2 separate regions of the Mus musculus genome follow, and region 2 is linked to region 1. The links are chromatin loops, found by intact Hi-C in ENCODE. Cell type or tissue: gastrocnemius. All regions are shown on one strand.

Evidence for each region. Hi-C counts contacts between places; a loop is a spot of excess contacts. Peaks named below come from ENCODE experiments on the same cell type or tissue, not always from the same donor. Only the 100,000 strongest peaks of a DNase experiment are listed, where the experiment ranks them.
Region 2: a loop joins it to region 1, with 8 times the contacts of the local background. A loop is called at or near these places in 12 of 42 quality-filtered maps.

What each region holds. Positions count from the first base shown.
Region 1 is chr10:43,952,914-43,955,413 of GRCm38, forward strand. The region is part of intron 21 of Crybg1 (crystallin beta-gamma domain containing 1); the gene reads right to left. Among named protein-coding and RNA genes, the nearest start is that of Gm40636, 14 kb to the right of the region's middle. In gastrocnemius, a CTCF peak has its summit at 1,179 (motif pointing right); a DNase peak (open chromatin) is centred at 1,197.
Region 2 is chr10:44,147,728-44,150,227 of GRCm38, forward strand. Crybg1 (crystallin beta-gamma domain containing 1) reads right to left here and starts at 1,101. Exons shown (of 22, transcript NM_001368305.1): 1 at 866-1,101. The coding sequence starts at 1,032. In gastrocnemius, a CTCF peak has its summit at 1,320 (motif pointing left); a DNase peak (open chromatin) is centred at 1,227; H3K4me3 peaks cover 561 bases.

The DNA.
Region 1 (2,500 bases):
TGCAGTGCAGTGCACAGAACCAGGAAAAGCTTGCAAGCCTCGCTTTCAGCCCCAGCAAGTCCTGCCCAACACCAAGACACACAGGCCTCAGCTGGAGACGTGGTGTGGCACTTAGCACACGTCTTGTTCTTGCAGAGGTCCTGGGTTAGACTCCCAGCACCAATATGGTAGCTCAAAACCACCAACAATTGATGCCATGGAATCCAGAGTTCTTTTTGGACCTTGGAGGACACCAGACATTCAAGTGCACAGACATACATGTGCATAAAACACTCAGGCACATTGATACACCTAATTTTATTTTTTTTTATAAAGACAACAGACTCCAATCTTAAGGACGCTGTCTTTTCATTCTTGAGCATCTGGTGCCTTTACACGCTTCCTGTGTTTAGTGTTGTTAGCATCACAAAGTTCTTGAGTAGCAATCTGAATAATTGTTTTACATTTGAAAAGAATTTAGAACATTTTTTTTCTTTTAGGAGACATTTCTACTGACCAATACAGAAGACAGTGAGGGATGGGTGAATACTTAAAGTGAAGAATCCTGCCATGTGTTTAGAGACAGGTAGGAGAGGTTACTTTTCTTTAAGCTTCCTTCCCTGAAGGCTAGGTCTCAGGCTACCACTGCCAGTAGTCCTGACACACCTGTCACCTGTGCATTCTGAGGTAGCACCCATCCCCACCCATCTGTCTGAGAGCAGTTCTGTTGTTACAGGTATATTTGAGTTCTTGGCACATTGGACTGAGGAGGTATAATTTGAAAGAAAGTTTACATCCTAATTAGAATAAATCACTACTGTTCCATTAAATGGCAGCTTATACTAAAAAGACGCTGTCTGGTGTGGCTGAAGCAGAAACGTTACAGAGTTAAGACCAGCATCGGGTTAATTGCCTGGAGCTACCTTTTCTCTGTTGGCTAGTGTTTAGTGTCTGTGTCTTACATAGTAGTTTGATTTGCCCTACCAGGCGTTGGTATCATGAGTCGGCTTCCGCTGTTGTCATAGGATACCTGGTCTGGAGTCCTATGCCAGCATTCACTAAAACAACTCACTCCCCACATACAAGGCAAGAGGAAAGACTTGATAAGACTTAGCCTAACAAAGGAAAACCACAGAAGAGCAGAGAGCTGGGCCCATGCTTTTCTTGCTAGGGTGCTGGCCATGCAGCCTGCTCTTGTCCAGAAGGTGGCACTGTTTCCCCACATTCTGAGAAACCTAAATTCAGGGGCACAAGAAAGTTGCTGCTTCACATGGCAGAAGCCACAGAGAACCCACAAACCTACAGGCTAGCACCTTCACTCCAGAGGGTGGGGCTCTAAAGAGTCCCATAGATAGCAGAGACAGCCATTTTCTTCACTTTGGTACCCAGTGTCTAACAGCCTGGCACATAGTGAAGACAAAAATTAAATGAGTGCCCTAAGGACCACAGTGAGCTTAGAAACACAAGGTTTGTTCAGCTGCATCGGGGAACTAAATATTGTTATCCCCTTCCCCCAACACACATTTACTCAATACCTTATCTTTCCAACTTAGTTAAATTTTTCTGGGGCTCATTCTTAGGGAAGGTGAGGCTAGGGATAGATCCAAGTCTGCCTTCACCAGCACAAGGAAGTCTCAAAACCACACGATGCTGGCAGCATGAATGATCCTATAGGAATAAAGGCCTGCCGGGGTCAGTGCTTCTCAAATGGTTCACACTTGGAGCTGTCTGTGAGCTGGGCCTCTGTATGACTATAGACACAGGGAGGGAGGGAAGGAAGGAGGGAGGGAGGGAGGCTACCTCTAGCTGTCCATTTCCCACACCCAAGCTTCCACTTGCCTTTTATGCGAAGAGCTTGGTTTCTATGAAGCCTATAGTCACATCACTTAATTTTTGATGCTGTCTGCATTTGCCTGCCTCCCTCCCTCCCTCCCTCCCTCCCTCCCTCCCTCCCTCCCTCCCTCTCTCCCTTCCTTCATTCTGCCTCTCTGAGCACCCTCTAGCTCCTCGGGCTTTGTGTTTCCTCTCACTACTGAGTGGGTTGGCCGCCTACCGACCGGGACCACCAGGACTGTAAAGCAGGGCTGCTTCCTGTGTAGCTACCAGTGCCCTGTTTCCCATGTCCAGAGTGTCTTAAGGACCGAGCTGTCACGGTTTCTTTGCACTGACTTCCTTGTTCTCAGTGCATAGGTGGCATGCTGTGGCCCCTGACGACCACCAGCCCACTGGTACATCCTCTCCTGTTGGGGAATAGCCAGGGTGTTAACCACTGAAGGCACCTAGGTGTGGCAGAGGATAGGCCTATAATTTCAGAATTTAGGATGCTGAGGTAGGTGAGCTGCCCAGAGTTAAAGGGCAGCCTAGACTAGAGTGACCCAAAATAAACATAAAGTGACTATAACGAACAAATAAATGATAACTTATTCCAGTACCACGACTAAGCTTCCCTTCATTTACTTGCAAACAGCAACAGTGCCCGACCACTGTGTTCCCAAATACTGGGTGGGTGGGCTTTTTCAAA
Region 2 (2,500 bases), 190 kb after region 1:
CAGACTAGAAAAATATCCCAAGGGCTGGCAAGTACATTTGTTTCCAGAGCTTTTGTTAACACAGAGTTCCTCGGAGTTCTGAAGGACAGAATGAAGTGTTTCCTGATGGCCTAAAACACAGAAAGGTTCGAGAAGGAAAATCTACTTGTCACTTTGGTATCAGTTTGTTTTCTCTTGAATAAAATACCAAGAGTCGTGTGTTATTACATTTTGATAGACAGGAAACTAACCATCAATTCTGATAGGATAACTGAAAGTTACACATGCACAATAAAACCAACACACACACACACACACACACACACACAATCTATGTATAATTTAAAACAGGAGCCAAGTTTTTTTCCTTTTGGTGTTGAGACGTGAACCTTGGGACTGTCACAAGCTGGGCCAGCACCCTGTCACTAAGGTACAGTCGCAATCCTTATATTTTAAGAACGAGGTACTCCCTGGTTTGGCTACTCACTGAGTCTCTGGGGGACATTTACCCCAAGGCCACCTTTTCTCTATCCATTTAATAGAGTCAGCTAGCCCCTCTACTTCCTCCTCCTCTGGATCTGTGAGAATAGTGGAGACTAATATCCATGAACATGAGGTACTTTACGATTAAGGCGCTAAAATTAGAGTATTTCCAGAGCTCCAAGGCATTCCTAAAGGCATTCATTTTTGATTCCAACCCTTGGCTGCCCTGCTTTTCTCAGCTGCAGGTGCAGACTTAAGAAAGTCAAAACTAAGGTCCCATGAATGAGACTCTAGAGTACAGGCTGAGGGTCCTGGACCCTGTGGTATAGTTTCGGGGCGGGACGAACTTTGCAAAACCGGCTGAGCCACGGAGCAGGAGGGGATCGGAACACTCAGCGCTTACCTGGTCTCCCCGAAAGCCCCGGGCGGGTGAGGGATAAACACCCCACAGCTGGACGATGGAGACTGCTTCTTCTTGGAGCGCCAGATATGGAAGGTGGGGTGTTTCTTGGGGGCCTTGGACGGGCTGGCCTCCCTGGGGTCGCCCTGCGATGGTGGCGACAACGGCATCTCCTCTTGTGCCTCTTCTGCGGGCTCAGACTCAGTCCTCCCCGGGGCCCAGCGGTGCTGGAAGAACTCACCTGGGCGCTCGCTTGCCTGCCCTATCACGCTCGGCGCCGGACCCCGCCCCCTTGCCCCTGCGAGGGACAGTGGAGGGTTAAAGGACAGCGACTAAGCAAGGCTGGGAGGCGGGAGCTGGCTGGGTCGCTCCACAGTGCCCCCGCGCGGCCAGGTGCAGAGGTCTCGGGAGCCTCGGGTACCACAATCCCGCCCCTCGCCCCCGGATGCGGCGCAGCGCCGCCCCCTACCGGACATGTCGGGAACTGCCCCCCCCCAACCGGAGCCTGGTCCGGTTTCTGTAATAGCAGGGGTGCAGCTGCAGTGGGTCACCCACTGGAGTTCCTTGGCAGCTCTTGGCAATCCGGCTGGCTGGGTGAGTGGCTGCTTAGCCAACCCCATCTGGAGAAGGATGGGAGAGGCACGTCCCCTGTCCAGGCCGCCCAGCAATTAGGACTCCTTCACTCTGGGTGGTTTGGGCAATCACGTGCTGGGCGGTTTGTGATGCTGTTTGTAAGCACGGGAGTGCCAACTTCTCCACTCTCCTCAAGAGTCTGAAGAATTAGTTTGGATTCGCATCCCGTAAAGCATCAAGGGATTAAAAACCACACGGAGAAGGACATTAGCGAAGCTTTGCAGTTCTGAAAGGGCTCAATATACGCCTCACAGTGAATTGAACGTCAGACCCATAAGGTATGCGTCACATCTTTTACTGCTAGTAACTTTCTTTACTTAAGCAGCACTAATATGCAAAGGCAGTGGTATTAAGCGAAGGAAGTTCAGTAACAATCCTTTGGACATCATTAACATACGAAGAGGCTTAAGACCACTGCTCTAAAACGGAATGCCACCACGCTGCAAAGCCTTCTTCTTCGCTTCTTTGCAGATGCAGCTCATGATTTCAATCCTTCACTTACTCATCCAGAGAACATGCATTATTATTCCATTATTTTCTTTACGTTTGTTACAAGATATAGACTACATTGTGGTTAAAGCATACAAATCATGGTGGGCCCAGGAACACATGCCTGTTATTCCAGCACTTGAGAGGCAGAGGCAGACAGATCTCTGTAAGTTTCAGGCCACCCTGGTGGTCTACAGAGTGAGTTCCTGGACAGCCAGAGCTACACAGAGAAACCTTGTCTCAATAAACCAAAACCAAAACAAACCAAAAAACATAACAAAAATGAAACAAAACAACAACAAAAGGAAAGAAAATACCTCCACTCGGTATTAGTGTGTGAAAATTATTTATATTCTTGCTTCTGGCCATTAAAAAATGTGTACTCCTATTGCATGGTATGACTATCCCATAGTCAACTGTGGGTGGACATATAGATTGTTTTCATGTTGGAGTTATTATAAGTAAAGCTGGTGTGGTCCTCAGACATAAGCATTCATTTCTATTGGAGACACACAC